2 separate regions of the Homo sapiens genome follow, and region 1 is linked to region 2. A link is an interaction called in ENCODE POLR2A ChIA-PET data of the cell type or tissue named here. Cell type or tissue: Panc1. All regions are shown on one strand. Links, peaks and the distances in the headings refer to the core of each region. The heading gives the core; the rest is flanking DNA.

Region 1 (15,922 bases), core at 2,609-10,608, 52 kb before region 2:
CCTGCGACCTGAGCCGTGGTCTGGGCTTAAGACCCGGGCTCCTGCTGAGCCATGCACCCCTGCTTCCACTGTCCCAGCCAGAGCAGAGGAGTGGGGGCGGCAGGGGACTCTTGGGTTCAGGCAGCCACAGCATGCGTTTGCTCAAGCAGGTGGGTCATCTTCTTGGTGTGACATGCTTGGGGTGTTCCCAAGTTTTCCTACTCATGGCGGCCAAAACCCTCCTCCAATAGCACCAGCTGGCTAGGAAAGACGCCCAAAGTCCATGTCAAGCCCTAACATGGGTTGACCTTCAGGATCCTGACCAACAGACCAACCCCAATGGGTATAACCCTCAAGTTCACCATCCCTAAACCAACAACCAGGACCCAGCTGAGACTGCCTGCTGTGGCCCCAGAACCATCCCTTGGGCCCTTGGCAACCACCTTCCTTCCTTTTCAAATCCTGGCTTAAAGACAGGAAGGCATCACTAGGTAAGCACCTGCCCTGTGCCAGACACCATCCTTTATGGGCAGGGTCTTGCTTAGTCCTCACAACCAAGCTGTGAGCCAGGGTAGTGACGCCCGCTTTACTGATGAGAAAATAAGCTCAGAGAAGTCAAGTCATTTGTCCAAGGTCACACAGCTGGGAAGGGACAAAGAGATTTGAACCTTCCCTTTCTTTTCAGGAAGGCTCTCAGAACCAGATACATATACTCCAGCATGATGGACGTATATAAGATATGAGATAAGCATGCTAGCTTATCTCAGCTGTTACTTGGTGCTTTCTTTGGTACAGTCTGGGCTGTGTTTTGTATTTTCAGTGGATGTTCTATTTGTGTATGCATGGGTGCCTGTGTACCCACATGTTCACACAGCTTTTCCCACCACTGTGAAAGTCAGCAGGCCCTCCCTATCTGGCTGATGAATGAACAATGCCAGTGCCCTTGGCTGGATGCAGCATGGGCTGAGAGCTCCTGTCCTGCGCTATTTCTACAAGCCCAAGCCAGCAAGCTAGTGAGGCTGCCTCTGCCACCAAAGAGAGGAAGCCAGAGAGTACCACAAAGCCACCATGCAGCCTCCGGGACTTCCCACCTCCTCTCGAGGGCTGGCTCACACCCTTTGTCCCCGAGTGTCCTTCCTTCTTGAATGAAGATGACCAGACTCCTCCCAAGCACAGCAGCTGCCCCTGGCCTGGCCCTCTCCCCTCTGTGTGTCTAAGTTGGTCTGATGCTTGCTCAGAGGCTGGGGCCACTGCAACCACCCTTGCCAGGGAGAGGGCAGAGGCATCCCAGCACTAACACTGGGAAGGGCCGCCAGCGCGGGGCTTCTTCACCTCAGGTCCATGTACAGGATTCTGCACAAATAAGGACCTCCTGAAACTGCAGGTGCTCTTCCAGGAAGAGGGAAGAAAGCTTTTGTTGGAATCTCTAAGTGGTCCATGATGCTCCCCAAAGTTAAACTTGGATTCTCTAAGTGGTCCAAGATGCTCCCCAAAGTTAAAGTAGAAGAAAATCTGGCTATCATTGAATCCAGGGGCCCAAGGAATGCACACCAATGCCAATACTACCCTCGTGGCTGCTGTCTGCTCCTTCCTCTGCCCTTGGGCAATATGGTCTGTAGAGCAGTTCCAAGTGATTTTCTCCACATCTTCTCATTTGATTCCCCAAGCAATTCTGTGAGGGAGGTGTCATCAGGCCCATCTTACATAAGAGGAGACTGAGGCAAGGGGCAGAAAAACCTGCCCAATCTTACCCAGCTTGAAAGTGGCTCCTATAGGCCGGGCATGGTGGCTCATGCCTGTAATCCCAGCACTTTGGGAGGCCAAGACAGGTGGATCACGAGGCCAGGAGATCGAGACCATCCTGGCTAACACGGTGAAACCCCGTCTCTACTAAAAATACAAAAAATTAGCCGGGCATGGTGGCGGGCGCCTGTAGTCCCAGCTACTTGGGAGGCTGAGGCAGGAGAATGGTGTGAACCTGGGAGGCGGAGCTTGCAGTGAGCCAAGATCGCGCCACTGCACTCCAACCTGGGTGATAGAGCAAGACTCTGTCTCAAAAAAAAAAAAAAAAAAAAAAGGAAAGTGGCTTCTATAAACTGAATTCATATATTGAAACACTAACCCCAGTGTGATGGTGCTTGGAGATGGAGGCTTTAGGGGTAATTAGGTCATAAACGTGGAGCCCCCCGGATAGGATTAGCGCCTTTATGAGAAGACACAAAGGTAAGAGGATCGCTTGAGCCCAGGAGTTTCAGACCAGCCTGGACAACATAGCCAGACCCTGTCTCTACAAAAAATTAAAAAAAAAAAAAAAAAAAAGAAGAGACATAAGAGAGCTGGCTTTCTCTCTCTCTCTCTCTCCCATGTGGGGACACATCTGCAAACCAGGAAGTGGCCTTCACCAGGCACTGAAATAGCTGGCACCTTGATCTTGGATTTCCAGCCTCCAGAAAGTGAGAAATACATTTTTGTTTAAGCCACCCAGTCTGTGATATTTTTGTCATAGCAGGTGGAACAGACTAAGACAGTAGTCAGGCAATTTTCCCTGCTGAGGGTATATCAGGCTGGGCATCTTGATCAACTCTTAAGAGACAGCGCTGGAATAAAGACAACAATGTCTGGTCATTCCAAGAGGGGCACTACCATGAGCCGCCACTTCCTGAGCAGCTGGCAAAGTCTTAGAATTTTTCCCTGTGGCAGTCACTCAGTCCTCAACATTACCCTACAAAGTACAGCTACTCCCATTTCACAATAGAGCAAGTGGAAGCCCAGAAGCAAAGTGAGGGAGGCCCATGGCCACAAAGCCCAGGAGTGGCAGAGGCAGGATTCGAACCTGGGTGTACTAGATTCCAAACTCAGGCTCTTTTCTATCAAGTGAGCCTCTTGTGTGGGACTGAGCTTAGGTTCAGACTCAGGCTGACCTGGGGAAAATTCACCTTCACCTCTTCCAAACTGTGCCTCTCTTTCATTATCATTTTGTTAAAAGTCCCTTTTATTATTCTGAACCTCAGCTTCCTCATCTGTAAGAGAGGAATGACAGGTTTTTTTGTTTTTGTTTTTGAGACAGAGGCTCCCTCTGTCACCCAGGCTGGAGTGCAGTGGCGGCGATCACTGCTCACTGCAGCCTCAACCTCCTTGGCCCGAGCAATTCTCCCATCTCAGCTTCCTGAGTATCTGGGACTACAGGCACGTACCACTATGCCCGGCTAATTTTTTTTTTATTTTTAGTAGAGACAGGATCTGACTATGTTGCTCAGGCTGGTCTTGAACTCCTGTGCTCAAGCAATCCTTCCGCCTCGGCCTCCTAAAGTGCTGGGATTACAGGCGTGAGGGAATGACAGTTTTTATTGGGCAGTTTCGTGAGAAAATGAAGTGGAAAGGGAACACAATAAGCTCTGTATCCTTTGATTTACCTTGTGTAGAAATTATAAGTGAAGCCAGAGGCTATGAGCCTGAATGGCAGTTCAATCCTGTAAGCCCAGGAGGACTGGAGACAAAGGTGCTTTGAGACTATTTCCCCATATTTCATGATGGCGACACAAATTGGGAAATGCTTACCAGACACCAACGCCAAAGACACTAAGAACAAAAACATTAGCCAGCACGAGCGAAACACCCCAAATTATCAGATTTATATTATTCTGTATCTTTATGATTATTTTCAAATTTATGAAACTGTGTCTTGGCTCCCGTGTTGGTAAGGCATTCCCTTGTGACATCCGATTCAAAGGTTTACTGTTGCCTCTTACAGTCTCCCTTCACTCCAAAACCACGCACTTCTGTGCGCTCACTATGAGAAGCTGTGTTTACTCGCTCCGTGCTCGTCACAGGAAATGGTGCATATTGGGATATATTTATTGCAGAAACTTAGGTCTACTCATCTGTGTGCTAGCAAACCATCAGTCCTGAGTGGTGTACTCGGAAGTCTGTGAACTCGATTTTGGAGGTCGCTGTGTGTGTGTATAAATATAAATGGCCTGACTTCACTTGTTAAAACACTTTCATGCTTTCTCCTCACAAGTCTATTTAAAAAATTTTTGTGATTCCAGCAGATCATTTCCAAAAGGGAGCATGTGTCTTTCTCTCTTGATACACATACAGTGCTTGGCACACTGCCCGCCACGCTGGCTGCTCAGCAAACTCAGCCTTGGTTACGGCTGCTGCCTGGGGCATCCAGCGAACGCAGCGCCAAGAGCAGCAGCATCTACTTCTGGAACAGAGCCTGGCTGGTACTTTTCAGCCCTTCTCGAATGAGCCCAGACGGACCCCAAACTCTGCCCGCTCTTGCTCCTGTGACCCCAGGACACTCCCAGCACCTTGGGCTGATCTCTTTTCCCCACTGCTATTTCTCCGTTAGCCAGATCCCTTCCTGCTTTCCCCAAAGCACCCGGGCCGGCCAGAGTGTTGGTGCGTAAGTGCGGGTAAGCAGGCGGTGCTAGAGTTTTATGTGGTGTGCACTGTGTGGCTGGGGCTGCTGGCTGTGTAGCGACAGGCGTCTGGGCAAGTGGCCTGTCCACTGCAGGGAGAAGTGACAGGGAGGCAGGGCTGTGGTGGGCATTTTGGAGAGCTTCGGAGCCTGGCTGGTCAGGATGAAATCCCGGCCCCGTTGCTCACCGGCAGTGGGGTCTTCGTTGGTTTGGGTTGCTCCCGCATTCACATCCCTGGCAGTTCCCGAGCACACCCACCTCCACCTCTGTGGACAGAAGCTAGATGAATCTACGGCTCAGCCCCTGCCTCACGGGCTCAGCCTGCTCAGTTCCGACACACCTCGATAAGTGCTGTGGGCAGGTGGAGAGTATGATGGGATGACAGGAGTGGCACTCAGCCAGTTTCCTTCACCTGTCAAACGGACGATCGCTACCCACTTACAGCAACTCTGAAGGCTAAGTGAAGTGCGGTCTCACAGGGGCTCAGCCGACGAAACCCACTTTTGGCTGCACTTTGCTTTACTTGGGGGTGGCTGGACTGGCAGGAGGGAGGGCTGTGGGGCTCCATCTGGGGAAGCCCACAAACAAACTTACTCTTTGGGGGGATTCAGGTCCTCAGGTCTTGTCTCAAAGAACTGCAGCACCTCATCACACTGAGAGATGTAGGGGGGCAGCTGGATGAGGGCCTGGAGAAGAGAGACGCAGGTGAGTGCAAAGGAGGAGAGGGGGCTGAGCATGGTGGCACGCGCCTATAATCCCAGCTACTCGGGAGGCTGAGGCAAGATAATTGTTTGAACCTGGGAGGCGGAGGTTGCAGTGAGCTGAGATCGCGCCACTGCACTCCAGACTGGGTGACAGAGCGAGACTGTCTCAAACACACACACATACAAACACAAAAGCAAACCCAAAAAGCAAAGGAAGGAGACGGGTGTTAGGAATGCCATATACCACCAGTGGCTCTCAGACTCGGGAAGGCACCAGAATCACTTGGAGGGCTTATTAAAACACAGATCGTGGAGCCCCACCCGAGTTTCTGATCCAGTAGTTCTGCGGAGGGGGCTGAGGATGTGCATTTCTAAAAAAGTTTCCTGGTGATGCTGCTGGTTTGGAGAACAACACACACACACACACACACACACAATGTATGATATACACGCATATATTATAGGCATATTTGTTCAAGTAATATGTCCATATTTAGGCAAAATCAGACCATACTGTACATGCTATTTAGTAAACCTATGCTTTCACTTAGCTATAAATTGTCAACTTCATGCCATTTCATTATTCTTATTTATTTATGTTGAGACAGGATCTTGCTCTGTCACTCAGGCTGGAGTGCAGTGGTGCAGCCTCGGCTCACCACAACCTCTGCCTCCTGGGTTCAAGCGATTTTTGTGCCCTAGTCTCCTGAGTAGCTGGGATTATAGGCATGTGCTACCATGCCTGGCTAATTTTTTTTTTTTTTGTATTTTTAGTAGAGACAGGGTTTCGGCATGTTGGCCAGGCTGGTCTCGAACTCCCGGCCTCAAGTGATCCACCCACTTCAGCCTCCCAAAGTGCTGGGATTACAGGTGTTTGAGCCACTGCACCTGGCTCATTTCATTATTCTTCTATAACATCATCTATACTGGATACTGGATTTTGTACAGCTGTGTCATACTTTATTCAACTCGTCTACTGGTGAATCTTTAGGTTATTTCCAACATGCTCACATATATGTCTTAACTCACGAATCTGAAGCATTAAAGTGAAGGGACTGTTTTATGATTTGGATAGAGGTTCAAAGTCTCCAAGTTGATGAGGGGTTGAAACAGATCTTCCACTGGCCAAATTCCACATTAATCTGCCCCAGTGACTCACTGGCTGTGTAGCCCTCCACAATGCTGGTTTATTTACTAACCTCCACAAAGCTGGTTTATCTACTAACAGGTATTCATTCAATGATTCAATGAGCAAAAATTTTCTTTGTGCTCAGCACTGCACTAGTTTCTGTGCCAAATACAACAGAAGTGCAGGGTACACTCTGCTCGTTGAAGGATCCGAAACTCAGACATGGCCATCATGAATAAACAGCTCAGTTTAACAAATATTTACTTAAGCCTCCTTTGGCCCGGGCCCTGGACCAGGGTAATGAGGATGCAGATCTGAGGGTGGTTCAGGTGGTTCACGCATACATTTTGTTGCACACACCTGTGCAGAGAACACGTGTGCATATGCATGAATTGCACAGGTGATTCTGCCAGCCAAGCTGCCCAAGCAGTGCGTGCTCTGCATGAGGCTGGACTCTGTTCTCTCCTAGAGGGCCTCAGTTCCCTGGTGCCTCTCATGAGCCTTCTCACCATGCTGAGCCTGAGTCTCTGGGGTCTGGGGATAGAAGAGATGTGTCTTGCATTTCCTTTCTTTCTTTCTTTTTTTTTTTTTGAGACAGAGTCTTGCTCTGTCACCAGGCTGGAGTGCTGTGGTGCTATCTTAGCACACTGCAACCTCTGCCTCCCGGGTTCAAGTGATTCCCCAGCCTCAGCCTCCCTAGTAGCTGGGATTACAGGCGCACGCCACCCCACCCGGCTAATTTTTTATATTTTAGTAGAGATGGGGTTTCACCATGTTGGCCAGGATAGTCTCGATCTCCTGACCTCGTGATCCACCCACCTCGGCTCCCAAAGTGCTGGGATTACAGGCGTGAGCCACTGCGCCCGGCCTGTGTCTTGCATTTTCTATATAACCAGCCCTTAATAGCTCACCACCCAACTCCCAAAGTGATGTGCCGACGCTGCAGCAGTACTGGGCTCTCGTGGACCAACGGAGAGATGAATGGAGGCCTCCAGTGTGGCACCTTTTACAGGGCTTTGGGGATATGTTGACCCTACACAATTATTTCTCCCATTAAAAAAATTAAATTGTGGTAAAATACACACAGTAAAAAGCTTACCATCTTACCCATTTTCAAGTGTACCGTACGGTGCATTAAGTATTTAATGCATTCACACTGCTGTGCTACCAGCACCGCCATCCATCCACAGAACTCTATTCATCTTGCAAAACTGAAACTCTGTACCCATTAAACAACAACTACCCTTCCACCCTCCCCCAGCAACCACCATTCTACTTCTGTCTCTAGGGATTGATGATTCCAGGTAGCTCATATAAGTGGAATCATACAGTGTTTGTCTTTTTGAGTCTGGCTGATGTCATTTAGCATGCTCATCCATTCAAGGTTCATGCTTGCAGCAGGCGTAAACACTTCCTTCCTTTTAAAGGCTGAGTAATATTCCATTGTCTGGATACACCGCATTTTGCTTATCATTCACCTGTCGATGGACACTTGGGTTGCCAACCCTACATTACTTTGAATCAGGCTCTAACTTTAAGTCCCCGAGCTGCAATCTGCTCCAGACTCAAAATGGATAAACACATCATGAGGGACGTGGATGGTCTAGTAGGGCACCTTCCCTGGTCACTGTCCACCCTTCCACCCTTCTGAGGGGTGACTAAAGGGCTCACCGATTTTTAAAATTAGCCTTTAAGTAGCTCCTGCTCTGCAGCAAATCCTTAAGGACTGTTTCCAGAGTTGAATCAGGGAGTCCCAGAGACAGGAGCAGGCCCTTCCCTCCCTCACCTCCTGTTTCTGGTCCCCCTTCTTTTTCTGGTTCCAAGCAGTGAGTGGTCATTCTCCTGGCCTGGATGAGCTGCTGTCTGCTCCCCCCTCCCCATGGGCCTCTTTTTCCTCTGAAATCCTGCAGCCCTTGCAGTTGGAGCCACATAATGAAGGAGCTGATTATATGCTGGACTGTGGTGTGTCCTGGCTGCTTTGTGTGCAAATATCTTGTGGCTTCCCCCCAAGACTACAATAACAGCACTCCTCGACCTTGGCTTAGCACTGGGAGGCTCCTGAAACGTGTTCATCTGTGTCACTTTATGTAACCCTGGGAAGGCTGGCCCATTTAAGAGATGGGGAAATGGAGGCTCTGTTGAGGTGGCTTGGTCTAGAGAGTCCAGGAAAGGCTGACTGCAAACCTCTACCTTAAATCCACAAAAGGCGGCAGGGTGGCAGCTGTTCCTCCTTCACCTTCCCTACGTGCCTAGACAGTGCTGGGGAGACCCTAAATAACACGAGGCAACAGCCCGGAGCTGGCCATGTGTCTCTGCTAGAGGAGACTTGGGTGGGTGTGGGGAATGGCCCCTGGAGGTGGTCACTGTCTCTGCCTGGAGGGGGCCTCCCAGGATGGGCAGAGGCCCCAAATGGACCAGAAGGGGAAGGGACAACGAGGCCCATGGAAACCTCCTGATGATGCCAAGTTCTCTTCTGGTTTTGAGCTATGCCTAGGAAGTAAAAGCCAAACCAAACCCCTAAACCATAAAAGAAGTCAAGTTACTAATAAAAGGCAGGGCTGAATGCTTTGATGTTGGCCCATTTCATTTGGGATGGACTTGGCTACCAGTAAAAAATGACCCGGGGCTGGAGAAACCATTCTGCTTCTGAAAGACTCCAGGATAGTCCTAAGTCCTGTCAGTAGTGACAAAGAACCACAGCTCCAGCAAACTCAGTCCTGTTCTGGAACGGATCCTGGCGCTTTGGACAGATGTGGCTGATGCAGGCACGAGAGAGGAGAGCAAGTCCTGCTTGCAGAGGGTAACAATAAAGGTCAGAGAGAACCAGCTCCTGACTCTGGCCTCGTCACTTCCTGGCTGTGAGATTCTGGCCAAGTCTCACTGCCTCTCTGAGCCTCAGTCTACTCATCTGTAAAGCGGAAATAAAGAACACCCATCTTGGAGGGCTGTGCTATAGAATAAGTGAGGAAGTGGTTGTATGGTTTCCATCATATATTAGCTGCTTGATGGACACTGGATAACCCTGTTGGCTCTCTATACTGTCCCAGGTACAAGAATATAGTGTTTCCAAAGGCGATTTCAGAGGCAGCCAGATGATTATGTTAAATGACAATATCTTGGCTAGGGAGAAGGTTCATGTTTTCTCAATTCTCTTTCAACCCTCTTTAATTTAAAAAAGAATGCCCCAGAGAAGTAACACTTGTCTAACTTGCTTCCTGAGAGCAGGACGGGCTCTGCAGAGCCTCCGGTAGGCAGGTAACAGCAGTTAGCCAGATTTAAAAACGTTTTCTGTTGTTGTTGTTGTTTTATTGTTTTTATTTTTATGGCAGGCACATGATACCCATTTGTTTTGTTTTGTTTGTTTGCTTGTTTTTGAGACAGGGTCTGGCTCTGTGGCCCAGGCTGTAGCACGGGGTGGGATCTCAGCTCACTGCAGTCTCCACCTCCTGGGCTCGAGATCCTCCCACCTCAGCCTCCTGAGTAGCTGGGGTTACAGGCGTGCACCACCACGCCTGGCTAATTTTTGTCTTTTTAGTAGAAACAGGGTTTCACCACGTTGCCCAGGCCGGTCTCAAACTGCTGGGCTCAAGCGATCCACCTGCCTCGGCCTTCCAAAGTGTTGGGATTACAGGCGTGAGCTGATACCAGTTTTATGTTATGGTTGTGATATAAAGTTTTCTCGAAGACATATTGTTTTCAGAAGTTCAAAAAGTCAGGAAGCCCTCAGCACAGTAGGCAGCAAGCCAGTCTCATAATCTGAAGAAGTTCAAAAAGTGAGTTGAAGAAAAATATGAATAATAATATAGGTGGGTGGTGTATGACAGAATTCCAGAAGGGAAGTCTCAAGTGACTGGAGCCTGGTAAATACTACTGTTATGTTGCCCATAGTTTAAAATACTACAGCATGGGCACACACACTCACAAGTGTGTATGTTTGCATGTGTGTTCCATTTAAGCTACACCGTATGATGCTTAGTTACTACCTGAAGTCCCCTCATTGAGAATGAACACTGGTGCAAGTGAAAGACTCTAATCAGAAGTCCACACTTCAGAAAAGGCTGCTTCAGGGCTTTAGCTGTCTTCATTGTGGATCAATGCCACAGCCTTTATTCATTAGCTTAACTGTTGTTAGAATTTTTGTTTTCTACTGGTGAAATGTTCCTAGAAATATTCTCAGACACTCTGGCCCTTGCACAAACAGAACCTGGTGAGCCCAGTACCGTACACCCTTCAGAACGGGGCCCTGGGTCTAGGATTTAGGGTTCAGCCTCTTCTTGAGGATTTTACTGTCAGACCACGGTTAGGATGAGCTGATCCTGCCTCTAGAATGTGGTTGCATCTGCCTTGAGGAATCATTCATGCAAAGAGATGTCAGACAGACAACTGGGATTTCAAGGAGCTTCCAGAAAAACTTGAGTGGCTATTTATGAGGTGGCTTGATAATAAATACTTGTATGTGTGACAGGATTCAGCTAAGTCATATTTTCATTGTGTCTTTTGATGAACAGAAGTTCTTAAATTTAATGTATTCAAATAAACCAATCTTTTTGTGCTTGGTATCCTTTTTGTATCTTTAGAAATCCTATACCTAGAGATTATAAATATATTTTCCTAATGTTATCTCCTAAAACATTTTGTAATATTGCCTCTTACATTTATGTCTTTAATTTTCTTGGAAATGATTTCATGTGTGGTGTGAGGCAGGGATAAGTTATCTTTTTTGTTTTTTTCCCATGTGGATACCCATTTATTGAGGAATGATCTGCAAGGCTGCCTTTGTCAGTATCACAGTGCCCATCCAAATACACATGGATCTGTTTCTGGGTTTTCTATTTGTTTCAAGAGTCTGTCTATCCGTGTGCTAATACTGCACTATGTTAACTACTGTAACTTTACAATAGGTCTGGTAGAGCAGAAAGTTTCTTCCATTGTAATATAAACTTGGTAGCTAAATTTGGGGTATCATCTATAGCTCTCATCTATCTCTATTAGAGACCTTCATTTTCTACTAAAATAAAGCTAGTTATGATAGATCAAATTGGCTTCAGTTGGTTCACAACAATGTCAGTAACAGATACCCAAATGTCATGTAACAGCCTATGTAGTCTATAAAAGAAAGGGATCATTTCATCAGTTCCCTTGAAGCTGAGCCCAGGAAATCTGGCCAAAAAACTCCAAATATCCACTCTATTTATTATGTTTCATTAATAGCAGGGGGTAGTAACTTCCCCGTGGCTCATTTAACATAAGCAGTTCCCTCCCTGTGGTTAGTCCAAGTGAATTCATTATCTCTGTACCATTTCAAGCATCAGGCTGCTGCTATCCTGTATTACTCTCGGATTTTAAATTTCCTTTTCAAAACCAAAAGTCCAGGAGTTGGTGAAGCCCTGGGTGCAAGGAAAGTCTGACTCTGGAGAGAAGTCAGGTGGGCTGGGCAAGAAGCAGAATAGGCTGATTTGGGCTGAGGGACAACAGATTCTGGGGAAGTTATGAACTGGAACTTCCCGGCTAGGCAAGGTGACCCTATAGTCCTTGCCAGCAGGGCCTGGACAAAAGAAGATCATCTCCAGAATTGGAATTTCAGGCTCTAGAGGTTTGGAAAGTGACAAGGAAGAGCTGAACCTTCTTCTGAGGGCTGGGAGGCAACAGCAGCGCTGATGGCTGCCCCTTAGCCCTGGCCCTTCCTTTGTCATCAGGTACTTAGAAGACAGAAGAGTCTGGGTTTATCTGGCTCTAAGAAACACACATTTGAATATCTTGGCCTTTTGCATTTTTACTTTTTCTTTTTTTTTTTTTTTTGAGACTGAGTCTCACTGTGTCACCCAGGCTGGAGTGTAATGGCATGATCTTGGCTCACTGCAACCTCTGCCTTCTGGGTTCAAGCAATTCTCCTGCCTCAGCCTCCTGAGTAGCTGGGATTACAGGTGCCGACCACCACACCTGGATAATTTTTATATTTTTAGTAGAGATGGGGTTTCACCACATTGGTCAGGCTGGTCTCAAACTCCTGACCTCGTGATCTGCCTGCTTTGGCCTCCCAAAATGCTGGAATTACAGGCATGAGCCACCATGCCCGGCCTTGCATTTTTACTTTCTTAGAGGCCATAAGTGGTATGTGAGTGTGGAGGTGTAAAAGGCTTGAGTCCAACTCTCTAACACTCAAACCTAAAATCTTATTGTAAGTAACTTTGTTGGGCCTCCACCTCCTCATCTACACAATGGGAATAATAAAACTTACTCCTGCCTAGGAATTCGAGACCAGCCTGGACAACATGGTGAAACCTCATCTCTACCAAAAAAAAAAAAAAAAAAAAATTGGTATGTGCTGGTAGTTCCAGCTACTCAGGAGGCTGAGGTGGGAGGATCACTTGAGCCTAGGAGACTGAGGTTGCAGTGAACCAAGGTCACCCTACTGTATCCAGCCTGGGAGATAGAGCAAGACCTTGTCTCAAAATAATAAAAATAAAGCCTACTCCTCAAAGTGGTTGGAGAGATAAGACAAGGTCCCATCTGGCAAAGAGCAGATGCCAATCAGGAGAGGTTTTCTGACCTTCTTTGATATCTCCTGCCAAGAGAGGGATCATCTGTCCCCACACTGCCCCCTTCTGTTCAACACTTTTTTTGTAGAGATGGGGGTCTCACTATGTTGCCCAGGCTGGTCTCAAACTCCTGGCCTGAAGCAGTCTTCCCACCTTAGCCTCCCAAACTGCTGGGATTACAGGCATGAGCCACTGCGCCTGGACTAATACTTTTTAACAGATTTACCGTGGCATAAATTACATACCATAAAATTTACCCATTATAAGTGCACAATATCAATGTTATTTGGTAAATTACAGAGTTGTGCAGCAATCACCACAATCTAGTTTCAAAACTTTTCCATCACTTCAAAAATGTCCCCCAACCTAATTTACAGGTCATCTCTGTTTCTTCTACCACCCCCAGGTCTGGGAAACCACTGATCTGCTTTTTGCCTCCATAAATTTGCCTTTTCTGCAGATTTCATATAAACAGAATCATACAATATGTAGTTGTACACATCTGGCTTCTTTCACTTAGCATTATGCTTTGGAGATTCATCCAGCTTGTAGCATTTACCAGTGTTTCATTGCTTAATTTATTTATTTAGAGCTGGAGTCTTGCTCTGTCACCCAGGCTGGAGTACAGTAGCACTATCAAGGCTCATGGCAGCCTCCAACTCCTGGACTCAAGCAATCCTCCTGCCTCAGCCTTCTGTGTCCTGGGAGTGCAGGCTCAAGCCACTGTGGCACGCTCCCAGTGCCTTTTATTGCCAAATAAAAAGATATGTCTATTGTATGGATATTACACATTTTGTGTATCCATGCACCAGCTGATGAACTTGTGGATCACTTCCAGTTGTTGGCTATTATGAATTAATGTTGCCATGAACATTTGCAGCCAAGTCTTTGTGTGGACACAAGTTTTCAATTCGCTTGAGTATATACCTAAGAGTGGTCATATGACAAGTTTAACTTTTGAGGAAACTGCCAAACTGTCTTCCAAAGTAGCTTCCCGTCTTTTGTGTGTGTGTGTGTGTGTGTGTGTGTGTGTGTGTGTGTGTGTGTGACAGAGTTTTGCCCTTGTTGCCCAGGATGGAGTGCAATGACACGATCTCGGCTCACCGCAATCTCCACTTCCCGGGTTCAAGCGATTCTCCTGCCTCAGCCTCCTGAGTAGCTGGGATTACAGGCATGCGCCACCTCGCCTGGCTAATTTTGTATTTTTAGTAGAGATGGGGTTTCTCCATTTTGGTCAGGCTGGTCTCGAACTCCCGACCTCAGGTGATCCACCCGCCTCAGCCTCCCAAAGTACTGGGATTACAGCCGTGAGCCACCACGCCCGGCTTGCAGCTTCCTATCTTAAGGGCTCCAGTTACTCTATGTTCTCACCATCACTTGGTATTGTCCTGTCTTGTTGATTATAAGCAACTCTAGTGGCTGTATAAGTATCTCATTATGGTTTTATTTTGCATTCCCATAATGACTAATGATATTGAGCATCTATTCATGTGTTTACTAGTCATTCCTATGCCTTCTTGGGTAAAATTTTTATTGAAGTCTTTAAAATCGGGTTGTCTTACTATTATTGAGTTCTTGGTGTATGTTCAATACAAATCCTTTATCAGATATATGATTAACAAATATTTTCTCCCAGTCCACGGCTTGCCATTTCTTTCTCTTTTTTTGAGATGGAGTCTCACTCTGTTGCCCAGGCTGGAGTGCAGTGGCACGATCTTGGCTCACTGCAACCTCCACCTCCTGGATTCAAGCCATCCTCCCACTTCAGCCTCCCAAGTAGCTGGGATTACAAGCGTGTGCCACTAAGCCCGGCTAGTTTTTGTATTTTTAGTAGAGATGAGGTTTCACCAAGTTGGCCAGGCTGGTCTCAAACCCTGGACCTCTGTCTGCCTTGTGATCTGTCTGCCTTGGCACTCCAAAGTGCTGGAATTATAGGCATGAGCCACTGGCCTGGCCATTTTGTTAATGGTACTTTTTGAGATACAGAAGTCTATAAGTCAATTAAATTAAATTCAATTTTTATCAGTTTTTCTTTAAAGGCTCACACTTTTGGAGTCATAGCTAAAAACTCTGCCCAACTCAAGGTCGTGATGAGTTTCTCCTATGTTTTCTTCTAGAAGTTTTACAGTTTTAGCTCTTATATTTAGGATTATGATCCACTTTGAGTTGATTTTCATGCATGGTATGAGATAAGGATCTAACTTCATTTTGAGATAAGGGTCTAACTTCATTTTTTTTTTTTTGCATATGTATAGCTGTTGTGGGTTATAGTGTTTTGCTCTCCACCCCCTATTTATATATTAAAGACCTAACCCCCAAGCCCCTAGAATATGAATATATTTGGAGATGGGATCTTTAAAGAGGTAATTTAAAGTAAAATGAAGTCACTAGGGATGTGCCTTAATCCAATATAACTGTGTCTTTACAGGAACAGGAGATTAGGACATAGAAAGGTACAGAAAAGACCTTGTAAAGACACAGGGAGAAGAGGCATTTCATCTATAAACCAATGAGAGAGGTCAGAAGGCCCTGCTGCCTAGACTTCCAGTCTCCAGAACTGTAGGAAACTAAATGATGTTGTAAGCCAACCAGTTTGTGGTATTTTGCTATGCAGCCCTAGGAAACGAATGCAACAGGTGACTATCTCAACTGTTTGTTAAAAAGACTATCCTTTTCGGCCCAGCATGGTGGCTCATGCCTGTAATCCCAGCACTTTGGGAGGCCGAAGTGGGTGGATCACTTGAGGTCAGGAGTCTGAGACCAGCCTGGCCAACATATAGTGTAACCCCGTCTCTACTAAAAATACAAAAAAAAAAAAAAAATTAGCCAGGCATGGTGGTGGGTGCCTGTAATCCCAGCGACTCAGGAGGCTGAGGCAGGAGAATCCCTTGAACCCAGGAGGCGGAGGTTGTAGTGAGCCGAGATGGCGCCACGGCACTCCAGCCTGGGCAACAGGGCGAGACTCCATCTCAAAAACAAAAACAAAAACAAATAAACAAACAAAAACTATCCTTTTGCCAGTGAATTGTCTTGGCACCTTTGTGGAATATCAGCTGATCAAACATTTTGTAGGATTTTATTTCTGGACTCTCAATGTTGTTCCGCTGATCTACATGCCTATTTTTGTCAGTACCATACTATCCT
Region 2 (15,922 bases), core at 4,171-12,170:
CTCCCACCTCAGCCTCCGAAGTAGCTGGGACTACAGGCATGTGCCATTATGCCTGGTTAATTTTATTATTATTATTTTTTGTAGAGACAGGGTCTTGCTTTGTTGCCTAGGCTGTTATCGAACTCCTGGCTCGAGTGATCTTCCCACCTCAGTATCTCAAAGTATTGGGATTACAGCCGTGAGCCACCATGCCTGGCTGGGAGTTGTTGTTTAATGGGTGCAGAGTTTCAGTCTAGGGAGATGAAAAAAGTTCTGGCGATGGATGGTGGTGATGGTTGCTAAGAAATGGCTGAAATGTTAAGTTTTATGTTGTGTGTGTTACCACGATTTTTTTTTTTTTTTTGAGATGGAGTCTTGCCCTATCACCCAGGCTGGAGTGCAGTGGGGTGATCTCGGCTCACCGCAACCTCTGCCTCCCGGGTTCAAGCAATTCTCTGCCTCAGCCTCCCAAGCAGCTGGGATTACAGGCGCCTGCCACCATGCTCGGCTAATTTTTTGTATTTTTAGTAGAGACGGGGTTTCACTATCTTGGCCAGGCTGGTCTTGAACTCCTGACCTCGTGATCCACCCACCTCGGCCTCCCAAAGTGCTGGGATTACAGGCATGAGCCACCGCACCTGGCCAAAGAAAAATTTTTTAAAGCAGATTTCCTGCAGAGATTTACATACTGCATGTCATGTGCCCTGGAAATGACTAAAACTTTCTCCATGGCACAGCCTTCAAAACATGAGCTGCACATCTGAGAAACAACTTCTATGCAGAATACATTTCTTGAAGTCTTGGTTGTAAGGAAACAACCAACCAGATTACAAGATGGACAAAACTTAAAGAGACACTTCATGCAAGAGGACATATGGAGGGCAAGGAAGCACATGAAATATGGTCACTGCCACTAACGAGGCAAAGTGAAACCAGGAGGAGATGCCACTACCCATCTGTCGGAATGGCTACGATTAAAAAATAGCGACAATAACAAGTGCTGATGAAAATGCACGGCAACTGGAACCCTCATGCATTGCTGGTGGGGAAGCAAAATGCCACAGCCACTCTGGGAAGATCCTCAGTGGGTGCTGAACCACCAGGTGAAAGGCTGTTGAACAGGACACTCACACGGTATCAAAGTATAACCCCATGATTGCTTTCCCAGCCAGGGGAAAAATGTGTAACTCTACAACTTAACCAGGTTACCAAACCTAGCCTCATGGATAGAGGGACAATCCAGTTACTGTGTGGCCCTCCAGGTGATGCAATGTGAAGTATACACAATCTGCTGTTGGTATTGTTGCCAACAATGTTTAACTTGAGCTCGAGCTCTTGACCTAGGTTCTAATTTACAACAAATATAGGAGGCAGAGGAACAAGATAAATGACATCATAAGGAAGCAGACAGATCTGGAATGGGCAATGTTCTACAAGTCAACTAGCAGGGCACAGCTCAGATGCTACTGCCTCCAGAAAGCCCTCTGTGACCGCTCCCTGCCCACCAGTATGAGGTTGGGTGCCCCTGCTATAGGACTCCTTAGCACCCACTTTCCCATCACAAAGCCAATGAACGCTTTACTGAAATTGCTCAAGTGTCTGATTTCCTGCTGGGTTCTAAGTTTCACGCGAGCAAGGACCTGGCCTGTCTTGTTAATGGACTGCTGTATGCCCAGCACTGGGCAGGGTGGAAAAATCTAGGCTTCGTGAATAAATGGGGAAGAAAATGAGATGCCAGGAGGCCAAGCCCTCACAGAGAGGAGTGCTTCTCCTTGGCAGGCCTTTGGTCTGTAGAAAGGGACCCTGGCCATGTTGCTGAGGTGGTCCTGCCCCCTTGCTTTTCCTCTCTGTCCCCTGTGCTGCTTCACCACAATCTGCAAACACCCCCGCCCCTTGGGAGCAACATGTTTTGGGGGAGCAGCTGGGACTGCTTAAGGAACAAGGAAGCACAGAAACCACAACTGGGGTTAGAGAGTCACGGAGGTTTTCTTCTGTTCCCAGACAGGATTTGAGCCGGAATCATCTACCCTTTAAATCTCTTCTTACACAATCTCAGCAGCAGGGCCTGTGTGATCTAACCAAGTCCAGACTCTCCAACCTGATTGCAAACCCAGTTTCACCAGGAACAGAAGTCCCGGGTTTCCTCACTTCCTCTAAGTCAGCGAGAAGCCAAACTGGTGGTGAAGGGAGGGTGGGAGGAATTGGGGTGGGGTGTGCTGAGCCAGGATCCTTTTGCAGGTGGGTAGATGGCTGAACTTGGTCTCTTCCAAATCCCCGAGCCAGCAGGCCAGGCTAACACTTCCCATGTTTTCCCAGCAAAGGACGGAGGCTCAGAAGTACAGTGCCTACAGTTGCACAGCTATGACGTGCAGAGCAGGGACTCTAACCTAGGTCACCTCTAATCCTGCCATGCCATGCCCCAGCTTGGCTGCAGCTGGAGCATGGGCCAGCAGGGAGATGTCTGCTCACCCTCCTAACTGTCAGAGTGACCAGTACATCATCCTACTGTTCTGCGAGGCTGTGGAGTTCTAGGGTCACAATGGCCTCGATTTATATCCTGCTTCCTTCTCAACTAGCTTTGTGCTCTTGGGAAAGTGGCTTAACCCCCATGACTCAGTTTCCTCATTTGTAAAAAATGAGGTCTGCAATACTACTAACTGCAAAGTTGGGGCGAGGATGAAATGAGAACATGCATGTAGATTCTTTCGCTTGGTGCCTGGATATGGTAAATGTTCCATAAAGAGAAACTGTCAGCAGCAGCATCATTGTGAGCAGAAGGTCACAAAGGTGAGGGAACCCTTGTCCCTGCTCCTTCTCCCTACAAATGAACTTCCCACAGCCCGTCCCACCTCTCTCCAGCCCACACCCATCTCCCTGGGCTCTGCCCTCTCCACCTGTCCTTTCTGTTCTCTGGGTCCCACAGGGGTGCAGGGGGATGGCCCCCATAGTCCTGGGAACACAGGCCCACTGTGCCTGAGCCTGGGGCACAGGTTTCCCAGCTTCCAGAGTCAGGGCTTTGTCCCTCCCCATGGGTGCCTGTGGGGAAGGCCCTGACACCCCCACCCACCCTGGGCCTCAGTCTGAATGGAAGGGAGCCATTATCTGACCCAAATGCCAACTGCCACACACTTGAGAGCCTGACTGGCGCCCAGGCTTCATCTTTCCTGGCTTTCCTCCTCCACTTATGGTTGAGAACTGTCCTAGGTCAGCCGGACCTTGCCAGGAGCTGACATTGAGAGGAAGAGTGACACTGCTCATGGATGGTGTTAGGTGTTTTGTGGCCTGGGCCAGAATAACCCTCTTCCTCTGAGGACCAACCTGTGCCAGGGCCTCCAAAAGCCACTTTTCTTAAACTTGACCACTTTGAAAAGGCAGGAAAGAAAACCAAACCCCTGGCCAACGCCCCACTTGAGAAGTAACCACCTGTTCTTTCTTTCTTTTTTTTTTTCTTTTGAGATGGAGTCTCGTTCTGTCACTCAGGCTGGAGTGCAGTGGTGCGATCTCGGCTCAACGCAACCTCCACATCCCGGGTTCAAGCGATTCTCATTCTTCAGCCTCCCAAGTAGCTGGGATTACAGGCGCCCATCACCACTCCTGGCTAATTTTTGTATTTTTAATAGAGACGGGGTTTCACCATGTTCCCAAGGCTGGTCTCGAACTTCTGGTCTCAGGTGACCCACCCACCTCGGCCTCCCAAAGTGCTGGGATTACAGGCGTGAGCCACCGCGCCCAGGCTGTAACCACCTGTTCTGCCTAACCCCCATGGCCACAGCTGACTGGCTCATGGACACCATCACGTGATCCAAGCCCGGCCAATCAGGTTCTTTCTTTCTCAGAAATCTGGGATCAGCCCTGAGCATGCCAGCTCCATCCAGAAGAGCTGCAACCCGGAGCCGTGCTCCAAACACTAGGTCTGCAGAGAGGATAAGTGAAGGAGAGGTGTGGGGAGAAGAGCGACGGGGAGAGCCTGGCTTGGCTTCGGGTAGTATTCCAGTTCCTGCTTCCCAGGCCTGCCCGCCCACCGGAGGCTACTATGACGCACAACAGGGGCCTGGGCCTTTCAGCTAATTCTCCTTTTGGCATGATGAGGGTTTTTGTGCAACTAAAACAATTCCATGAATTACAGGGGAAAAGTTCAGGCATTATCTTAGGTAAAAAGAACAAGCTAAAACAATGTAATCTCAATCTCAAAAAAATTCTGTAATGATATCAACTGTATATAAATGCGTGTGGGTGTTTATATACACAGACACCCATTGCACACACACACACAGCTGATGCTCATTGTTTGCGGTAGTTACGTTCTGTAAAGTCACTGAGAACACTGATTTAGCAAATACTCTAGGAGAAATACAGGGTTAGGGTCTTTCGAGCCTATGTTTTGTTTTTGTCAAGTGATCAATACATAACTTTGTTGCGTGTGTGTTTCTCTTTAAAGATACCTTATTTAGGCCGGGCGCAGTGGCTCGTAATCCTAGATCACGCGTGTAGTCCTAGCACTTTGAGAGGCCAAGGTGAGCGGATCACCTGAGGTCAGGGGTTCGAGACCAGCCTGGCCAACATGGTGAAACCCCATCTCTACTAAAAATACAAAAATCACCCAGGCGGGTGGGCGCCTGTAATCCCAGCTACTGGAGAGGCTGAGGCAGGAGAATCGCTTGAACCTGGGAGGTGGAGGTTGTAGTGAGCTGAGATTGTGCTACTGCCCTCCAGCCTGGACAACAGAGTGAGACTCTGTCTCAAACAAACAAAGAAATAAACAACCTTATTTAATATGCATGGTTAATTCATCAACGCTGAACTCAGAGTCAACAGCACTGCAACTCGTGCCTGAATGAAGCTTCTCCATAGGCACATCACAGCCATCTTGCGTTTAGGCTCACCAGACAGCATGTTAGCACAGCATTTGTGGGCCATACTAAACAGCAAAATCAACAAAAAGCACAGAAATGTACAAATGCAGCACTCATAGACTAGGACAAGGATTCTTGTTAAGAGTATGGGAGCTGAAATGAGGGGGGAGTGTCGCTCATTCAACCTCAGCTGGGAACGTGCACGTTGGGTGACGCAAATTTTTCACCGCTCTGCACGTGCCCATGTCCGAAAATGCCCACAAAAGTGCTTCGAGTATCGCTTTTGAGTTACAAATAAATTTTAGCAAGTAGGCAAATTCGCAAACATGAAATCTATGAATAATGAGGATTGACTGGCTGGGTGCGGTCCGCCTGTAATCCCAGCATTTTGGCAGGCCGAGGCAGATGGATCACCTGAGGTTAGGAGTTCAAGACCAGCCTGGCTGGTGAACCTCCGTTTCTACTAATAATACAAAAATTAGCCAGGCATGGTGGTGCATGCCTGTAATTCCAGCTACGCGGGAGGCTGAGGGAGAAGAATCACTTGAATCTGCGAGGCGGAGATTGTAGTGAGCTGAGGTTGTGCTTTGCACTCCAGCCTGGTCAACAAGAGTGAAACTCTGTCTGTCTCAAAAAAAAAAGGGGGGGGGGGGGGAAGAATTGACTGTACCATATCTAAATGTATGTGCGTTTGTGTGTCTGTACACACACACACACAGTTACGCACCACCTAACGTTTTCCAATGACAGACCACATATACAACAGTGGTTCCGTAAGATTATAACACAGTATTTTTACAAAACCTTTTCTATGTAACACAATGGTGAGTATTTGTATATTCTAGTCAAATACTCACCATTGTGTTACAATTGCCTACAGTATTCAGTACAGTAACACAGTGTACAGGTTTGTAGCCCAGGAGCCGTGAGCTATACCACAGAGCCTAGGTGTGTAGTAGACTATACCATCTAGGTTTGTGTAAGTACACACTGTGATATTCACGTGATGAAACTGCCTAGCAACACATTTCTCAGAACTATCCCTGTTGTTAAATGACACATGACCAAGCATATATATGTCAGTGGTTCGCTTTGGGGTGGTATGAATATGGGGGACTTTAAAAATTCTGTTCTTGATGCTTGTATATTCCAGATTTTTTACACTTTATTTTCTTTTACAATCAGAAAAAAAGATGTCGCTTTCTAGGAGCACTGAAAGAAACCTGTCTGTGGGGCACTTTCTTGTCTTGAACCCCAGGCCAGCATCTTCTCCGTTACCCTGGCTCAGTCCTAGGGCCACCAAGGAGCCCCTGCCGGGTGCCAGCCCAGCCGATGGCACAGGGATGCCCAGAGTGGGGGTGGGAGAACACTGGCTCACCGGCCGGGAAGCCAGCAGATGGGCCCCAACCCGGAACTTACTATGGGAGTGAGGTTAAGTCCTTGACCTCTTACAGCCTCTCTGTTATCTGAAAAATAGAGATAAGGTCCATCCTACCTTGCAAGCTAAGCTCTCCAGAAATGGAGAGATCTCTAGAAAGGAATCCATGTTGGTTGGTTGGAATCTCTGCTCATGGTGGGACTTGAGGGCAAATGTTCACTGAATGTTGCCCAACCCTTCACCTCCTCGCGGGGTCTAACTCCAGTCTAAGGGGATGGGGACTCCCAGTGTCCAGAGGGCCCCCATTAAGCATGCAAGAATTTGGGCACCATTTCCAAGCAGTAACAGCCAAGGGGTCAGCTCTTCCATGAATAAAGTGCTAACAATCAATAGCAGAGTAGACTAACTATAGTTAACAACAGTGTATTGTGTATTTCAAAATGGCTAGAAGAGAGGACTTGAAATGCTCTCAACACATAGAAATGACAAATATTTGAGGGGACGGATACCCCAAATGCCCTGACTTGATCATTACACCCTCTATGCATGCAACAAAATATCATAAATGTCCCATGAAAATGGACAAATATTATGTATCAATAAAATATAAAAAGATTTAAGCCAGTATCAAGCTTAGAGGCTCTTGACAAACAACAGGGCCAGGCTATAAACAGGCCAAGATACCTCTGCAAGCCCCCGGCACCCCTGGGTTAGCTGACATCCTCATCCTTGCCGACCCACTGGCCCAGATCTCTGCAAGGGGCTGTAGCTCTTAGAAAGGCCCCAGAACTCCATCGATACGCTGTCCCCAGGGTCGGATGATGTGAAACAGCTGCCGCCCTGCTTCCCCTGCCTCCGGAGCTCTGTGAGCTCCCAAGTGTTCACCATGTGAACTGGAAAACAAGGTAAAAAGTTTTTGCCCTGCTAGTAAAATCTCTGAGGCATGGGGGAATGTCCTCCAGTCTTACTTTCCTTTACAAATCTATTTGGTGGGGTTTTTAGGGTTGTCAAAGAATCCAGCTGAAATTCCTGGCTGGCATTAATTACAAGGGCTGGGGCTGCCGCACTGGTCCCATGACAAAGTTATTACATTTTGGTCCTGGGATGCAATGGCCAATGGTTTTTTTTTTTTTTTTTTTCAGACAGAGTCTCGTTCTCTTGCCCAGGATGGAGTGCAGTGGCACGATCTCGGCTCATTGCAACCTCCACCTCCCAGGTTCAAGTGATTCTCATGCCTCAGTCTCCCAAGTAGCTGGGATTACAGGCATGCACCACCATGCCCAGCTAATTTTTTGTATTTTTGGTAGAGATGGGGTTTCGCCATGTTGCTCAGGCTGGTCTCAAACTTCTGAGCTCAGGCAATCCACCCTCCTTGGCTTCCCAAAGTGCTGGGATTACAGACGTGAGCCACCACACACAGCAGGTCTCCTTTCTTAAAGAAGGCACAGAAGACCTCAGAACAGGCGACACTAGCCAGGAAGAACTTAACACATTGATTTTTCTCTTTCTTTTGAATTTCATTTCCTTCTATTTTTAGCAAGTGCTACTACTGGTTTTCCCCAGGTATAGTAGACAGCTAAAATTTCCATTTAAAAGTAATTTAAGTAAAAATGTGAGTCAATTTGAAGAATACTGTATTAGGAATATATACTGTAGGGAGTTTGTGGATATGTCAAAAATTATGATGGTGCTGGTAAGATTGAGAATGAGGATGGTCCTGTGTTAGTGGAATTCCTTGCCATTCTCACTGTATCTGGAGGTATTTGTTTGTTTGTTTGTTTGAGACAGGGTCTTGCTCCCTCTGTCATCCAGGTTGGAGTACAGTGGTGTAATCACAGCAGCCTCGAATTCCCAGGCTCAAACAATTCTCCAGCCTCAGCCTCCTGAGTAGGTGGAATTACAGGCATGCACCACCATGCCTGGCTAATAAACAAATTTTTTTGTAGAGATGGGATCTCAGTATGCTGACCAGCATGGTCTGGAACTCCTGGCCTCAAGCGATCTACCTGCCTCGGCCTCCCAAAGTGCTGGAATTATAGGTGCGAGCCATCACGCACAGCCAAGTTTTGTTTTTTTATAGATCAACAGCTATAACCTTTCTGAAGTCAGAGCCCTCTCCTGGCTCTGCAAGCCTGGTGGATAGCCAGGAACAAATTGGGTGACTGAAGACAACATCTCAAGAGAAGGCACAAATGGGGCCGGGGCTGTTTCCTTGCAGGGGCTGTGAGAAAGCAGCATCCGCAAGACAGAACCCTGTGGTCCATTAGCAATGTCTGCCAGGGGCAGGGGCTGAGGGCTAGTGAGATGGGCGCTACCTACTTGGCATCCCTGGTCTAGATCAATCCCTCCATTTTACAAATGAAGATAGGGAGGTGCTGGCCAAGAGGTGCAGTGACTTGCTTAGGGTTACACTCTCAGCTGTGGACTCTTTCTGCTTCCATGACAGTGTCTGAATTTCCTTGCAGGTTCCTTGTGCCCCTATGGGCCTCTTACATAAGAGACTTGCCCAGAGAGCTTTAATCTGGAGGGCTCTTAGAAGTGACTCAGGCCAGCAGTGAAACTGGCCTCCAAGAAGCCCCAGGATCCTGGAGAGGCCCCGTGGGTGGGCTTTTGGGCCATCCACCCCAGTTTCCATAGCGCAGTGCCACTTTTGGCTCTTCTGTGTATGCTACAGGGTATAACCCAGCAGCCTGCAGCCAAATCATCACCAGAACTGCCTCTATACAGGGCCCGGGCTCCTTCACCGGCCACAGCCCTATTCTGCCTGCTTCAGGCAGACAACAAAGGGTTCCAGGCCTTTAAAACATTTGAAAACCCTCTTCTAGACTATCCTTTGTTCTATAGTTAGGGACATGAGGCCAGAGGGGAAAGGGACTTGCCCAAGGTCCTGTAGCCAGCAGGGAGGAAAGCTGGAACCAGAAGCCAGGGCTACCATCGGGAGGTGCTGAGAATGCGGGCCCTCTGCTCCAGACTGCTGTTTCTCATACCTACGAAACAGTAGAAGCCTGTGGAGATGAAGGGAGCAAATATGCTGTCTCTCATGCAGTGCACGGAGGGGCTAGGGCTTCCGCTCACAGGCTACACAGCTTCTGCAGCGGGTCATCAGGCTGTGATTGCTAAAGCCGTCCTGCTCTACAGCCAGAGCAAGCTTAAATGCCAAAGCACATGCAGCTCTGGGCTCGAGGAGTAGTGCTGGCTTCAAGATCCAGGTGAATTCATTTCCTGTAGAGAAGGGTTCAGGACTATGTCCGAAGGTCCCTAGGAATCCACAGACCCCAGTTTCAGAAGGCAGCTAGCTGTTAAGAAGGGGGTTGGATTCCCTCCATCAAGCTCCCACACTGGCTGGGTTCCCAGGTGGCAGATCCTGGGAAGAGCTTGGGAGTTAGTGACTGGCTGGGTTGCAGATGGCTTGCTCTGGGAATATGCTGTCTTGGTCACACAGGCCCAAGGTGGATAAGTATGGTCCTCGTGGGTGCTGGGGAAGGGAAAGCAACAAGGGCAAGGGAGAGATGGAGAGCGAGGAGAGGGCAGGGCGGTCGGATGGAGCTCCACGGGCTTGACTAATGGGAAACCCGACTCTGCCACGCTTCGTGGAGACCCTGGGTTCCCTTTGGTTCTGATCTGTTGACTGTCCCCAGCTTTGTGTCCAACATCTGGCCTATATAGGTCAGCACCTCCAACCTCTTTTTGGAACTGCAGCACCCAAAGTTTGTTTGATTTCCCAACACCCCAGGGCAGCATCACCACCAGAAGTGCTGAAGGGGGAGAGGAGGAAACCGAGGCACAGAGCCATGCTGCGCCTGAGGTCGAGAGGCTGGGAAGTGGGTGACATGAGATCCAATCCCAGCCCTGCCAGCCTCCAAAGCCTCTTCACTTTCTTCTCCCAGCATCCCAAGGCCTTGGGTCTCCTGGCCCCAGGCCAGAGCTTTCCGGTCCCCACGTCAGCGCCAGGAATCACCAAGCTCAGGCTCTGCAGCAAGTGACACACTGGAGGTGGCAGGCTGCCAATATTTTTTTCCCCCAATTTTTTCAATTAAGTGAATGCTTGGATTAGGGCCAAAATACAAGTGCTTGTGGTGTCTTGCGTCAGATGAGACACTTAGGGCTGTGTTCCTACTGCACTCTGTCCACAGGGCACGCAGCGAAGGCTCAGGTGGCTGGTTGAGCTGAGGGCTCCGCTTATCCCTGTGTGCAGAGGTGTGCCAAATGGGGAAATGGCGGCAGGAGTAGGGGGAGAGGAGTAGCCTCCAAAGTGGGAATCTGATCTCTCTCCCCCTGCCTCAAACTCTTCAGCTCATTCATTCATTCATTTGGCATATACACAGAGACCTACTGTGCACCAAGCTCTGCTCGAAGGGCCTCAATCGAGAAAGAAAACACACCACACAGGCACAACGTGGGGCTTAGGGGCCTGTGCAGTCTGCCCCTCCTCTGCTCCAGCCTGGCTGGCTTTCTCTTGCCTCCAGGACTCAATGCCTGCCACTGCCTCTGGCGGGAACATTTCCTCTCCCTGCCCTGCTCAGCTCCTCTTCATTTCTCCAGCATCAGCCTAGAAGTCACCTCTCCTTGGAAGCCTTCCTGGACACCCCAAGTCTCAGTCTAGCTCCCACTCTCTGAGTTCCCACAGGGCTAGGGCCACCCTCTCTCAGAACCTGTTCCTCTAGGGGTGCTGGTCTCTTTGCATTACTGCACCCCCACTGCCCTGGGGGCCCTTGGGGCAGGGCCGGGTTTGTCTATTCACCATGGTCCCCCCAGTGCCTGGCGACAATGAGCTCTCAGGAAATGCCCGGTAAAAGAGACAAAAAGCCGAAACAGGGCCACACAGTCAAAAACCAAGGTGACCTCACTCAAGGCTCTCTGTGTCCAGAGAGTAACAATGCTCGTGAAATAGCTGAATGAACAGCTCTATTGCCAAGGGTACCAGAAACAGAGCTGGCTTTGTCACAGAGGGAATGCAGGCATGGGACCCAACCCAAAAAGGGAAGTCCACGTTCCACCCCAGAGTTTCTCTGAAGAGGTAATGGCAAAAAACAGAATACCCAGGAGTGATTTAAACTCCAGGGGGAATGCCTCATCCCACTGTATGTCAGAGACAGTAAAGCTGAGGGAATTCTTTGAGGTGTTGGAACTGTTCTGTAGTGGAGGTTACAGGAACCTGCACATCATAACATGCTACACCAAAAAACAAAATTTTACTGCGTTACACCACAAAAGGGAATTTTACAGCATCCACGTAAAGTAAAAAATTAAAAATAACAATCATGCTTTAATGTCATTAAAAAAAAAAAAAAGATGGCAGGGTGTGGTGGTTCATGCCTGTAATCCCAGCACTTTGGGAGGCCAAGGCGGGCAGATCACCTGAGGTCGGGAGTTCGAGACCAGCCTGACCAATGTGGTGAAACCCCGTCTCTACTAAAAATACAAAAATTAGCCGGCCTGTGGTGGTGCGCACCTGTAGTCCCAGCTACTCAGGAGGCTAAGGTGGGAGAATCACTTGAACCCTGGAGGTGGAGGCTGCAGTGAGGCAAGATCACGCCACTGCACTCCAGCCTGGGCCACAGAAACAGAAAAAACAGAAAAAAAAAAAAGAAAAAAAAAAAACAAAAACAAAAACAAAACAAAAAAAAAACCCCAAAAAAAAACCACAGGCATCGGCTTTAGAATACCTGACTATGAATCCTGCCTCTATAGCCTGATGCTGCTGTGACTTTGCAAATCACCTCACAGCTCTGAGTTTCCATTTCTTCACACCTGGAAAATGGAGAGAACAGTACCTACTTTATAGGGTTGGCTGAGGGCTAAAGGCGCTAATGCATGTCAGGTGCTTGGCACACCATCTGGTCACAGACAGCTTCCAGGGCCATCACTAATAACCCATTATGGAGATTAGACACTGGAGGCCCCAACCGAGTAGCCATCTTCCTTGGGCCAACTCAAATCTTGCAAAGTGAGATATGTTAAGAGGAAAAGTCGGGAATGTCAAGCTGTAAAAACCAGGTATGTGTGTGCGTGCGTGCGCGCACGCGCGCGCACACACACACACACACACACACACACACACACACACACAGCTGCCCACCCTCTGGGCTCCCCTAACTCATGGAATCTTATCCAGCGGCATGGGCAGCAGGAACTATTTCCAGGGTTGGCCAGGCCAGGCATCTCCACTCTTGCCGACGACTGAGACACTGGGCTGGTGGAAACACTCGCTGCTCCAGGCGTGCAGCTCCAGCCCAGGCCTCTGGCTGCCAGCTCACGCACTGCTACTCACACACATCTGGCCCGAGGCGGCGTGGGGAACTTTCCAATGGCAAGCAGAGGTGCTGGCAGCTGGAGCCCAGGCTCAGCCGGAACCAACCTGAAGGCTGGCTTTCTAGGAAAGTCTCCAGGGCAAGCACTTAGGGCTTGTTGAGATCTCCAAGGCTGCCAGGCCTCAGAGGAGCCTGGGCAATGAAGGAAACAGACCTGGGTGAAAGATTTCAAGTGAGGGCCTCTCTCGTGTTGACAGAGCTGTCCAGAGTGAATGGAGCCGCCAACAAGAGCACCCACTACGCGCAAGGCAGTAGCATCAAAGCTGTCTTCAAGGAGCACGCGGTCGAGATGGCAAAGTAGCAATCCTGCACGTCCTCCTACACAATCACCCGCCTGGGTTTCTGCCACTCCACCCTGCATCCCCCAGGTCTGACCTCCTGCCTCCAGCAGCCATTTTGGCCCTGCCTCGATGGGGCTGTGGGCAAGGGTGAGACCTGGGGATGCTGTGCCTGGATCAGGAGTCTAGGTGTCGGGACTTGCATTTAACGAGCGGGCAGGAGAGCTCAGGAAGAACATCCCCAAAGTGCAGAAGGAGAATTGACACATGTCATCCTCTCACCTTTCAGCCCCACAACCAAAGCCAAAAATGTCAGAGCAGAAAACTGCAGAAGTCAAGACAGTTCAAACCCGAGCTCCCACTTAGGGCTGGAAACTGGGGCTCTGACTGGCTGCATCATGGGGAATCTCAGTAGGGAGCCACCAGGTCCCGGGCCGAGGCGTCCTAGAGAATGTCCAGGGCTCTTCCAGCTGCGAGGCAAGGCCATGCCACACGCAAAAGGAAACCAAGTCTCAAGACAGCAATGGTGGAAGCGACAGACTCTGAACTGGACAGACCTGGGTTCAATCCCAACTACAAGACTTAAGTGGGGGTCCTAGAGAAGCTAGTTAGGAGGCTCAGTTTTCCCATCTGTAAAAGGGGGGTGCTAAGAACCTGTCTCTTGGGGGCTGCTGTGAAGTATAAATGGGATTGTGCCTGTAACACCCCTGGTACAGTGGTGGCTTATAACCCCCTTCCACGTAAGCAAGAGTGAGCTCCACAGGCCCAAATCAATCCTAAAACATTACGATGAACCAAGTGAAATTGCCATTTTTATAGGTTAAATATTGACAATTTCATATGGTTCAACCTAACAGCATCCCAGGGGCTAGAGGATCTCATTTGTGTCCACTAAACTAGACTAAGAGTTAGTACTCTTCACTTCAGTATCAGGCACAGCAATGACCCTCCTTCCCCCTCATTTAGAGACGAAGAAGATACCGAGGTTCTGAGAGGTTAAGTAACGTGGCCCAAATCATATAACTGGAAAGTGACAAAGCCAGGGTTTGTACTCGGGCCTGGCTGCCTCCAAAGCCTGCAGCTTAAACACGATGACACACTGACTGCTCGGCCTGGGGCCAGCAGGGCGTTATCACATGTGATTGTGTCTCAGCACCAAGGACGTCAGTGGCCGTTGCCTTAGAATCATGGGACCTTGGGACTGCGAGGGTACAAGCAGTTAATGGCTTTGTTCAAGAAACACACTTGGGCTGGGCATTTATTCTAGGCCAGGCCCTGAAGACAAAATGGGGGGTTCACACCCTAGACGATGATGAACTCAATGTGTACGTGTCATGATAGGATTGGTCCACTGGGGCCTCAACGTCAAAGCTGGGTACCCTGGTGAGGTAACGGAAGGGTTGCCGAGAAACAGGCCAACTAGGCTGGTCTAGGATACCTTCTTGACAATGCCCCAACCGAATCCAGCCTCATCCTCCCTTCCCGCTGAGCTTGGGGTCAGGACAAGGAGAAGAGAACTAGATAGGAATGTAAAGGGAGTATGCTCTCAGACCCTGGGGACAGCCACCTTTTAGGGGTGTCATAGGGGAGGAGAAGGGATTCCTCCATGAAATCACATGTGGTTTCTGAAGGCCAGATTCTGTGGGTACCCTTGGCCACTCCTGGACCCCTCCCTTGTTGGGCTCCTAATCTGCCAGAGACTAATCCCTGCCCCTGTCCCTATGTGAGCCCTATGTGGACTTCTTTGCCATCCTACACTGTCCTCTCTCCTGTAGAGAAAACTTGGGTAGTAAATAAAATGTAGACAATTTACCGTAATCACTAACAACATTTAAGAGTCTAGAATGTGCTTAATGTGCTCTATCTTAGCAATCCTATGAGGTCACACTACCCTATCATTTCCGTTCTGCAGTGGAGAAAGGTAAGGCCCAAGGAGGTTGGGTAACTTGTTCAACCTAGGAATCAAACAGGCTGACTGCACGGTCAGAGGTCTTAAAAACTGTCCATGTTTCCACCATCAGAGATGATGCTTTGGGCATGCTTCTTCTCAGACCCTTTTCCTATGCATAGAAATATTTTTCAAAATTATGATCACACTATATATATGATTTGGTTTTTTTCATTTGCATGAGATGGCGGTCATTTCTCCACTTCATCAAACATCCTTTGGACAAACCACTTTTAAAGATGCCTTTATAGTTCATTGTAAGGCTATATATATCATTTATTTAATCATGCCTCCAGTGATAAACATTTAGGCTACTTTGAACATTGTTTAAATTACCATACTGCTGAATATCCAAATATATAAATCTTTGGGAGAAAACAGCTACAAATTTTAAGGAGTACATCCTTAATTAGAGTCTGTTTCTTAATATGTGGTCATTCCAGATGGCCCGTGTCACATCATTTGAGGTTGCTTACTCAAAATGCACATCACTAGTCAGATAAATGATGATGATGATGATGGTAAAGATAATAATAACAGGTAATTTATTCAGCACTTCTACATGCCAGGAAGGGCTCTAAACCCTCTACATGAATAATCCACAGTGGATACTCTTGTTAGCCTCATTCTGTAGAAGAGGAAACTGAAGCACGGAGAGGTTCAGTCACTGACTCAAGATCACACATGGCAGAGCCAGGTCCAGCCCATGCCATCTGGCTCCCAAGTTCCACCTCTTCCACCCAGAGGGGTCTTTCATCTTTTTTTGGAGCCATGAATCTCTTTGGCATCTGAGGAAACCCACGGACCCCTTCTCAGAATGATTTAAAATGAGTAAAACACATAGATCCCAAATGAAACTAATGATACTGAATTATAGTTATCAAAATGTTTCAAAAAACAAAATTATGACTATATGTACGTTTTTATTAAAACCACAAATAACAGAACCTCGTGGTGGGTCTAATGACACCGTAACTTGGAAATAGTAAGGAGTATAGATGCTCTCCAGGCATCCACGCAACGACTGTCAAGTAAGATGAAAATAAGGGAATCGCTATTTGTGACAAAGTCACATGTATTACTACTATCACCGCGAGTTGCTGCCTTCATTCATCACAGAAGGCAATGCTAAATTTCAGTCGGAGGTTAGTGAAAATTAAGATTTAATTCTTCCC

The links. Peaks named below come from ENCODE experiments on the same cell type or tissue, not always from the same donor. Only the 100,000 strongest peaks of a DNase experiment are listed, where the experiment ranks them.
Region 1: POLR2A ChIA-PET joins it to region 2 with 5 read pairs; 2 of 35 experiments call an interaction of 5 or more read pairs at or near these places.

What each region holds. Positions count from the first base shown.
Region 1 is chr5:172,377,036-172,392,957 of GRCh38, forward strand. SH3PXD2B (SH3 and PX domains 2B) reads right to left here. Exons shown (of 13, transcript NM_001017995.3): 5 at 5,001-5,092. Among named protein-coding and RNA genes, the nearest start is that of SH3PXD2B, 70 kb to the right of the region's middle. RefSeq lists a silencer at 739-798 and an enhancer at 1,099-1,228. In Panc1, for the core only: no CTCF peak of the experiment used is centred there; a DNase peak (open chromatin) is centred at 6,316; H3K27ac peaks cover 7,217 bases.
Region 2 is chr5:172,427,453-172,443,374 of GRCh38, forward strand. The region is part of intron 1 of SH3PXD2B (SH3 and PX domains 2B); the gene reads right to left. Among named protein-coding and RNA genes, the nearest start is that of SH3PXD2B, 19 kb to the right of the region's middle. RefSeq lists an enhancer at 3,801-4,301 and a silencer at 4,891-5,148. In Panc1, for the core only: no CTCF peak of the experiment used is centred there; no DNase peak of the experiment used is centred there.